Linked DNA regions of Homo sapiens: region 2 is linked to region 1. The links are chromatin contacts, found by Hi-C or POLR2A ChIA-PET in ENCODE. All regions are on one chromosome and are shown on one strand. The core of a region is the stretch at or near the end of the contact, and the rest is flanking DNA. Distances in the headings are between cores, read along the strand shown.

The links. A loop is a pair of places that touch in the nucleus more often than their neighbours do. ChIA-PET counts read pairs that join two places held with the same protein, here RNA polymerase II (POLR2A). Pooled maps may share reads with other maps.
Region 2: a pooled map shows a loop between it and region 1 (2.8-fold over the local background). The contact joins the promoter of SNX21 here to the enhancer-like site in region 1. A Hi-C loop is called at or near these places in 4 of 50 pooled maps. POLR2A ChIA-PET finds 5 or more read pairs at or near these places in 2 of 52 experiments (AG04450 and PC-9).

Annotation. Positions count from the first base shown.
Region 1 is chr20:45,338,927-45,343,780 of GRCh38, reverse strand. All of the region lies in intron 1 of SDC4 (syndecan 4), which reads left to right. Among named protein-coding and RNA genes, the nearest start is that of SDC4, 7.1 kb to the left of the region's middle. RefSeq lists an enhancer at 454-1,348. Within about 2 kb of position 1,365, at least 30 of the 41 ENCODE cell types and tissues checked have a DNase peak (open chromatin) inside an H3K27ac peak, as active enhancers do; they include PC-9, where a contact is called at or near this core.
Region 2 is chr20:45,829,830-45,835,048 of GRCh38, reverse strand. SNX21 (sorting nexin family member 21) reads right to left here and starts at 1,250. Exons shown (of 4, transcript NM_033421.4): 1 at 1,109-1,250; 2 at 581-848; 3 at 1-90. The coding sequence starts at 1,129. It also overlaps a transcript of TNNC2 not described here. RefSeq lists silencers at 667-716, 757-876, 897-1,206.

The sequences.
Region 1 (4,854 bases), core at 116-2,615:
TTCCTTGCCCAGGCCACCTTCATGCCAGGGGGTCCTATCTCTGAAGATTCTGAGCCCAGGTCTCCTGGAAAGCTTTCTCCATCCCCCTTATCCCCCTTATCTACCCCCACAGCTGGGAGGTGGGAAGGGAGAAATCTAGGGTGGGGCTTTTGGAGTCCAAATCTCCTATTTGTTTATCTTAGAAGTGGGCTGTTTGCTAATTATCGAATGGGTTTATGTTTAAACAAGAACCAGTTCTGGGCAGCCCCACCTCTCCTGCTGGGATTTGCTGGAGCCTCATGCTGAACAGTTTGCAGCCTGGAGGGAGAGGGGGCAGGGGGTTTGCCAAGGGTATCAGACCACTCTGGACACTGTCCAGGACCTGGGGTCACCCTCCTGTGCTGGAGGGGCAGAGTTTCTACCCTTAAGGAGGCTGAGTGATTGCAAATAGCACTTTGAGGGGTGGGGTGTTGGTGGACAGAAAAGGTACAGTGTTCTGAAAAGCCAGTTTCTCGTATGTTTTCACTGCATGGTGCCCTAGAGAGGGAGGAGAGAGAACACATATGTCAACAGTTGGGGTCTCATTTAACCTTAGAAGAATAAGCCTGACTTCTTGGGCTTGTTTGTCATTAACTAACACAGTGGTGACCTTGGGCACATTCTTGCATCTCACTGGGGCCTCTCTGGTCCCATCTGCTGAAGGCTGGGTGACTGAAAAAGAGGGTACAGAAAACTCCAGCCCCCGTCCTAGCTCTGCTGCTCACCCAGGGACACACACAGTTAATACGTCACTTTGTTGATGTGAACTCCAGTGTCCTCTATAAAACACCTGTGGCACTCAAAGGTCATCATCGCTGTTTGGCAAACTTGTAAAGTTCTGGCTTTATTAGCACCTAGACGAGGGTTCTTAACCCGGCCAGAGTTTGGCTTTGGGGAGGTGGTGTCTGTGCATATGTTGAAAATGTAAACTAAGAGTTACAGTTATTGGGGTTTAGACCTTTTTATCCTTTTCAGGGGGCTGCAGTACTCCCCAAAAGGTCACTCTGATCTCAGCAGTTCTTTCTGGCTTTGACCTTTCTACAGCCATCCTTCCTCCCTCCCCCACTTCCCAGCCTTGTTCTTGCCTCCTGCTTCCCCCAACCCCCACCTTCAGCCCAGACCTTCCTATTCAGCGGCCCCCACCCCTTCAGGCTGCATCTCACCCCTCCCCCTGTCCTCCAGGCCCGGGAGCTCGGCTGCTCCAGTTTTCTCTGGCACAGTAGAAGAGGCTGCTGGTCAGGTGACACCTGGGGTAATGGAAAGGGGAGGCAGGGAGAGGCTGGTATGTGTGGAAACAGTGACTTGGTGAAGCCCAGCAGTCAGTGGCCAGGCCTGCGGGGACTGGCGGTGTCACTCTAGCCTCTGGGCGTGGGGGCAGATGTGGCACATGGCTGGCCCGGCTACCCAGAGTGGGGATACTCCTTGCCTTGGAGAAGCCCTGCCGGAGCCGTCTGTGGGACAGACTGACCTGGTCTGGAGGATGGCTTCCTTGGGGGTCGGTGAGGGAGGCTGGGAAGAGGCAGGAAGCCAGCACCCAGGGCTGATCTAATCAGCTGAGATAAGGCTGCAGCGTGGGCTCTCTACTCTGCTCTGAGAACACAGGAGGTTTGTTTACATCCCGAGAGCCTCCCTAGCCCTCGGATCCAGCAGGGATTTCGGATCTGCTGCCTAGATTACAAGCTCCAACTTCAATGCACCTCTGTCTCTGAGGCCCTGAGGGAGCCAGCCCCCTCCTGGCTGTCTCCACCGGTAATCGGAGCAATGCCCAGCTTGGTTACTGGGCTGGGACAGAGGGAGGCTTGTCTCTTTGAGACCTGTCTTTTACAGATTGGAAAACTGAGGCTCAGAGAAGGGAATTGTCCACGATCATCCAGGGAGTTAGTAACAAGGGTGCTGGGTCAGCTCCTGGCAGGGAGACATCCAGAGGCTCCTGAACCCTTCCCCCATTTCTAGCTGGCACCCTAGGATCCTGGAGTTCTTGCTGTGGGAATGGGCTGCCCTGAGGCTTGGTGAAAAGCTGGTTGCAGGCAGTGCCAGGCCTGGCTCTCTCCTGAGTGATTGTGTTCAGAGTAACCCGACCTTGAAGGCGACATTTGAACCCTCACTCCACCCCCACCCCCAGACCTGGTTTAACCATTCAGGCACCAGAGCACCAGACCATGGATTGGTGTGTAGTTTCTTTTTACCTTCTAGATTTTTATTTATTTATTTTGTCCCTGGGGACCCAGGTCCCCAAGTAGAATTTCAGGTGTTTCTGGTCACTGTCATTTGCACCTTCGGGGAAAATAAAAATGGTCTTTACCTCTGTCTGCTTAGGACAGGTGGTCAAAGCTGTGTGACCTTGGGCAGGTCTCTGACTATCTCTGTATCTTTTTTTCACAGTCTGAAGGGACCTGATTGGTTGTTGAAAAGTCTCTGGGCTCAGAAGCAAAATGATAACCTATTATAGATTATATTCCTTTACAGTTTGCAAAGCACCATCTCCCTGTCCCCAGGCTAGCTTCCTTCCAGCAACAGAACTGCCTCTGCAAGTTTTCCCAGGCCTCTGATCCTTTGAGCACTGATCCCACTGGCCAGGAGGAAGGCAGGTAGGGGTTAATCACAGCCACTATTCATTGATCACGTGCTGGGTCCCTTGCACACACAAATGCATTCCTCTTAATCCTCATCACCCTGCAAGGTGCTACCAGCCCTAGTCACAAAAGAGGAAACTGAGGATTTCAGAGATGAAATAAACTCCCAAGCTCATATAGTTAGGAAGTGGCAGAACTCACACTTGTGAATCTGCCTTGATGCACAACCACTCTGGGTGGTAGAGTCACAGTTGTGGGCCCCAGGTTTTAGCCATTCTGGGGAATGTCTGGCCCTTAAGAAGTGGGTGGGGTGGGGAAGAACAGTTACGAGTAGTGTACGCTGCTGGGGGTCTCCTGCTAGAAATCATTCTGGTGGGTCCAGGTGTTGGAGCCCCAGGTACTCACCATCCCCTCTCCCCACTAAATTTGGCTTGCCCAGTTATTACCCTTCTGGTCTTGCCTCCTGAAAGAAGGGTCAAGTGTGTCCCCGACCCTACCTCCCCTGGGGAGGAGCCAGGTCGGGAGAGGCTCTCATTAGTTCACAGTTATCCAAGCCCTGACCCTGAACTCCTCTCTGGTGCCCCAGCCAAGTTTCTGTTCCTTTGTTTAAGTGATATCACTTTCACCTTTGTTTACTCCTAGGCAGGGACAGGGTTGCCCTGGAGCCCTGGCCCAGCCAGTGTGTTGTGGACTGGCGGGTTAGGCTGGAGAGAAGTGAAGAGTGGGTGGCAGTGAGAAGCCTAGTTGTGGTTGGGACGTGTTCTTGAGGAAGATCTGGATTTGAATCCCAGCTCTAGCTTTCTAGTTGCATGACGTTGGATAAGTGACTCAGCTGAACCTCAGTCTTCTCATCTGCAAAATGGGTAGAGCACCTTGCAAGGCTGTTTTGCCATTTAAATGAACTTGTATAAACAAAGTACCCAGCATGGTGCTTGGCATGTAGTGGATACTCCTTTTAGTCACTCATGCTTTTCCTGGGGTGATAGAAGCCATAGGATTTGGGGATAGGGTTGGGATAGGACCTTTTCGTAGCTTCATGCCTATAGCCAAAAGACTAGATGGGGAGTATAACTGTAATGACAGCTGCTGCCTGTGGATTTGCTGAGACCCTTAGGGGCAGCCAACACCCTGGAAGGGGAGAGAAGATAATTCCAGTCTGGGAGCCAGGATACCTAGGTTCTAAGTCCATCTCCGCTGCCAGCTGCTTGGATGACCTTGGCAAAATCCCTTGTCTTGTCTGTTTGCTAGGTTATAAAATCAGATACCTTCTGTTGGCAGGTGTTAGTTTCTGTAGAACAAAAGAGCACTTCCCCTCCCTTCTTTCTCCCCAACAGTCTGGGGAAGAATGTAGTATCTCTAAACCCCCAGGCACTAATCCCAGATCCCCACCAGCCACAGGGCCAGCAGAGTCTGTGGGACCTAGGCCCATTGCCCTATTTTTTATTTTTTGGAGACAGGGTCTTCCTCTGTCACCCAGGCTGGAGTGCAGTGGCACGATCGTAGCTCACTGCAACCTCGACCTCCTGGGCTCAAGTGATCCTCCCACTTCAGCCTCCCGAGTAGCTGGGACCACAGGCGTGCACAACCACATTTGGCTAATTTTTGTAGAGATGGGGTTTCACCATGTTGCCCAGGCTGATCTCAAACTCTTGGGCTCAAGTGAGCCTCCCACCTTGGCCTCCCAAAATGTTGGGATTAAGCCACTGTGCCTAGCCACCACTGTCTTACTTAGTTGGTAATTTCTGTTGTGTGTTCATGAAAGGGACAAAGATACAAGGAGACTTGAGAGCCCAGAGAGGGTGCCTGTGCATGTATACACACGAACACACATGCCTGGGCAAAGGTGGGGTGAGCTGAGGAGAACAGACCACATTCTTAGCCAGGAGCAGGGCGGGGTCCATCTCTGGTCAGGGCTGGGCCTGGCTGCTGGGTGGCCTGGTTCTTCAAAGTCACCCCAGACTCAATGGGCTTTATCTGAAAAGAGGGCGGAGGAGAGGAGGACCGTTGGTGCCTTCCCAACCTTTACACAAAAAAGAGTGATTGCCCACAATCCCACGGGGCTTGGTCCCGTCTTGCTGGCCTAGTCCTAAATGGCTCTTATCCACTTTGGAGTTGCCTTCCCTCTTGTCAGAGGTCATGGGTGGAGAAGGGACCAAAACAGGGCAGAGAGGGGGCTTCCAGAGCTCAAGGAGAGATTTAATTCCCTGTGTCCTCCTATCACCACTGGGAGCTGGAAGAAGTTTCTTCCCAGCCCCTTGACTTG
Region 2 (5,219 bases), core at 1-2,500, 490 kb before region 1:
CCAAGGTGTTCCGGGACTTCTTCCAGAAATCCTGCAGCTGCCGCGCCAGGAGCTGACTGCCCCACTGCCCATCAGGTGGGGGGCTCCGTTCTGCAGACACATGACCAGTCATATCAATGGGCCTAGGGCCAGGGTCGACATCAACCACTGACGTGGCCTCACTCATCCTCCCAGTGTGAGGCAGGACTTACCCCCTTTTTACAGAAATGGAAACTGAGGGACAGAGAGGCACCGAGGAGCCAAACACCGTGCCTGGCAGACAGTAGGGGCTAAATTAATAGCTCCACCCTCAAAATATCGTTAATACATCATTTCCATTCGGATCCCAAGCCCTGTACATTTAATGCCTGCAGCAATTCTGAGATGAGAGTGAGTTCTCCCACTTGACACAAGGGAAAACTTGGCTCAGAGGGGGGTTAAGACTCTCTCAAGGTCACACAGCCAAGAGGTGGCCCAGGCGCTTTAAGAAGTGTGGGAGTTTCAGCTGGATCAACTTAGCGCCCTGGATGCTCTGGGAACGCGGCTGGGATGGAGGCCTAATCGAGCCCCAGGGTTCCCGCCTCCGTCCTCCTGCACTCGCCTGCGTCTTCTCCTGACGTCCCATCCCCGAGGGGCAGCTGGTCAGGGCCAGCCTCCTCGTCGTCCTCGTCCTCGTCGTCCTCGTCGTCCTCGGCGCTGGTGAAGCTGAGGGTGCCGCTGAGTCGGGAGGACAGGCCCTCGGCGTCGTCGTCCTCCAGCTCTGAGCTCTCCGGAAACTGCTCGGCCTCTGGACTGGCCGCCGCCTCCCCGGGGCCGTCGCCGGCCAAGGCGTGCCGCAGCCGGTGCAGGAGCCGGGAGGCCATGGCACCCTGGGGGGAGCGCGCGACGCTGTGTACCGGATCCCGGAGGAGGGGTACCCCAGCCCGGCGCAGGAGGAGGAGGGGCGGGGCCCGAACCGGAGAGGGAGGGGCGCGGTGAGGCCCCACCCCCTGGCAGTCCGAGGTCTTGCGAACCAGGGGACCCAGCCAGCATCGCTTTCCCCCCAACCCACTCAGCCTAGGACCGCGTTCCTCCCCGGAGGGGCTCAGGACCCTCCCGATGTCTCTTGCGCCGCCTCGTGCGCCTCTACCTCCTGCGTCCCACGGTGCATTCAGGGGCGCGCCGCGCCCCAGGGGTCCGGGTGCAGCCCCCCGCAGCCCATGGAGGTCGGCCGGGTTCTGCAGGGCTCCGCCGGGCTCAGGCCGCTCAGAGCGCCGCTCGGGCAGCTTCCTGCCGCCGCCCCGCCTCCTGCCCCGCCCGCTCGCCCGAGCCGCCCGAGAATCCCGGGCCCTTGGCTCCAGGAGGGACTTGGGAAGCCTGGGTCGGCCTGAGGGAGTCCCAGGCCTGCCGCAGAGTCATCCCAGTCCGGCCAGGCGCGTACCCTCCTTGAATCCTCCCACCCCACCCACGTCATCTCCAATCTGTCCCACTCATTTCCACCCAACGCTCTTTAACTTCACAAAGTAATTATGCAATAGTAGGGAGGCCATGTCTCCCGAGAGAAAACGAAGGGCCAGGAGAAGATGCGTGATTTGGGTTGGTTGGAATCTGACCTCGCTGAGCCTAGGTTTTCTCATATGTAAAACAGGAACAATACTGCTAAAACTAATTTTGCAGCTCTTGTAAGAACGCTCGTCCCGTGCCTGGCATAGAGCAAAGGCTGACGAAATGATCACTTACATAATGATTATTGTTTCTACAGTGTTCACAGGCTTGCACAATCTGATTTGAACCTCACACATGGGAAGTAGGCAAACAGGGAAACTGAGGACCAGAGAGGGTGAGTTACTTGGCTTAACCACACAGCTTGCCAGAGGTTTCTTTCTTTCTTTCTCTCTCTCTCTTTCTTTCTTTCTCTCTCTCTCTTTCTTTCTTTCTTTCTCTTTTGAGATGGAGTCTCACTCTGTCACCTAGGCTGGAGTGCAGTGGCACCATCTCTGCTTACTGCAACCTCCGCCTCCCTGGGCTCAGGTCATCCCTCCCACCTCAGCCTCCCCAGTAGCTAGGAATAGAGGCGTTCGCCACCACACCCAGCTAATTTTTGTATTTTTTGTAGAGATGGGATTTGGCCATGTTGCCCAGGCTGGTCTCGAATTCCTGGGCTCAAGTGATCCACCTGCCTCTGCCTCCCTCAGAGGTTTCTGAGTATGGGGCCTGGAGCCCAGGTCCCCTGCTGCATACTGCCCTTTTCCTGTGCAGCAGGCCTGATAATCTCAGTGGCTCCCCAGCTTTGTTTTATCTTTTATCCGCAGGGCAGCTGCAGGTCAAGAAAAAGTTATTGTGGCTTCCTGTCACAAAGCCTAGGTATCAGTTGTTAGGGCAGATTTTGATAGTTATACAATACAATAAATAAAATCAAAATCTCTCCAAAGTAGCTCCTACCCTTTCTGAGTGGCACAGGAGAGAAGGGTGGGGGAAAATGCCTTGGGATAAGCAGAAGGTATTTCAGCTCCCTGCCCTCCCATGTGAGCAGAAAGGCTGGGGTTCTTATTTTCTGAGGGTCCACTTTCTACATCCTGCTCTAGGCACTTTACTGTCACATCTCTCCCTCACAGCGTCCTGGGGAAGAGGCTGTAACTGGACATTAATGGTCCATTTTCAAGATGAAGAAACTGAGGCAAAGTGACTTCCCCAAGATCCACATCTGGGAAATAGAGGGGCTGGGATTTTAAGCCTAAGTTTGTGCAATTTTATTTATTTATTTATTTATTTTTAGAGAGGGAGACAGAGTCTTGCTCTGTCGCCCAGGCTGGAGTACAGTGATGCAATCTTGGCTCACTGTAACCTCTGCCTCCCAGGTTCAAGCAATTCTCCTGCCTCAGCCTCCTGAGTGGCTGGGACTACAGGCATGTGCCACCATGCGGCTAATTTTTGTATTTTTAGTAGAGGTGGGGTTTCACCATATTGGCCAGGCTGATCTGGAACACCTGGCCTCAAGTGATCCACCTGCCTCTACCTCCCAAAGTGCTGGGATTACAGGCGTGAGCCACTGTGCCTGGCCAGTTTGCACAATTTCAAACCTCGAATTACTCTTCATTTGGCTTATGGGCAAGATATTGGGACAAAAAAGGCATACTTCATTCATTAATTCAACACTCACTCATTCACCAACCATTGGTTAAAAAATAACTTGTCCTTCGGTATATGCCTTACATGTCTGGGCACAAAGCTGGTCTTCATGAAACCATGGGTTGTTAGAGCAGGAGGGCCCCTCAGAAATCTGGCCTATCACCTCCATTTTACAGATAGGTAGTCTGAGGCTTAGTGAGGGGAAGGGCTTATGCTGGGTCATATAAACAGTCAGAACTAGGAGATCTGAAGGTTGCGCATTCTCCACTATTATTATTTCTTCTTCTTTTTGCTTCCTTCTTCCTCCTCCTGCTTCTTCTTCCTTTTTTATTTATTTTTATTTATTTTATTTTTTTTGAGACAGAGTCTTACTCCATCACCCAGGCTGGAGTCCAATGGCACACTCTTGGCTCACTACAACCTCCATCTCCTGGGTTCAAGCGATTTTCCTGCCTCAAGTAATCCCAAGTAGCTGGAATTACAAGTAATCCCAAGTAGCTGGAATTACAGGCATGTGCCACCACACCCGGCTAATTTTTGTATTTTTAGTAGAGATGGGGTTTCACCATGTTGGCCAGGCTGGTCTCGAACTGCTGACCTCAAATGATCCACCTGCCTCAGCCTCCCAAAGTGCTGGGATTAGAGACATGAGCCACCGTGCCCGGCCTCTTCTTTCAGAGACAGAGTCTCACTCTGTTGTGAGGCTGGAGTGCAGGGGTGCGATCATAGCTCACTGCAGCCTCAAACTCCTGGGCTCAAGTGATTCTCCCACCTCAGCCTCCCAAGTATCTGGGACTACAGATATGTGCCCACCATGCCTGGCTAGTATTTTATTTTTTGTAAAGGTGGGGTTGCATGTTGCCCAGGCTGATCTTGAACTCTTGGCCTGAAGAGATCCTCCTACCTCTGCCTCCCAATGTGCTGGGATTACAAGTATGAGCTACCACCCACCATTCTTTGTTTTATTTTAATTTTTTAATTGGAGACAGCGTCTCGCCATGTTGCCCAGGCTGGTATTGAACTCCTGGGCTCAAGAGATCCACCTGCCTCAGCTTCCCAATGTGCTAGGATTAAAAGTGTGAGCCACTGCCCCCATTCTTAAATTCTGTATGGATATCTCCCTACAGCCTCCCTGAGAAATGGTCATCTAGCTCCTGTTTGGGTATACTCAGTGATACGGAGCTCATTACCTCCTGAGGCCACCTGTTCCCATTATTGTTCAACTATGACTATTAGGAAGTTCCCCCTTATATTGAACTAAATACCATCCAGTTCAGTTATTCTTATGTAGAATATAATATCTGTTGAACACCTGCTACATAGCAAGTGCTGAGCACTGGGAAATGTGATGATCTGTAGAACATAGAATGGGTTGTGAGCATAAGGTATGCTCAGTGCTATGATTGAGGAAACTACTAGAGACCACCTTGGACTCCCTGGTCTGGACACAGTGGGGGAAGGATCCCCGAGGAAGTGATGTTAGAGCTTAGAAAGATGATAGGGAAGTAGACAGATGAAGAGAGGAAAGATGGGAGTTTCTGGCAGAAAAAAACAGCATGTGCAAAGGCTTGAAGGTTCATAGAAGGTGGTGTTTAGAGTAGTCTTTTTTTTTTTTTTTTTTTTTTTGAGATGCAGTCTCCTTTTGTCGCCCAGGCTGGAGAGCAGTGGCATGATCTTGGCTCAGTGCAACCTTCGCCTGCCAGGTTCAAGTGATTCTTCTGCCTCAGCTTCCCAAGTAGCTGGGACTACAGGCGCCCACCACCACACCCAGCAGCAATTTTTTGTATTTTTAGTAGAGACAGGGTTTCACCATGCTGGCCAGGATGGTCTCGAACTCCTGACCTCGTGATCTGCCAGCCTGCACCTCCCAAAATGCTGGGATTACAGGCATGAGCCACCGTGCCCAGCCTAGAGCAGTATTTTAAAGTCTGATCAGAGCAGACAGCAACATGATGTGGAGGGAAGGAGTGAGATTAGAAGGGCCAATGGGACCTTGCTTGGCTACATTAAGCAATTTGGGCCTTACCTAATCCCTTGAATAAACAAAAGAACAAAGGCTGGGCTCAGGGGCTCATGCCTGTAATCCTAGCACTTTAGGAGGCTGAGGCAGGCGGATCACTTGAGGTCAGGAG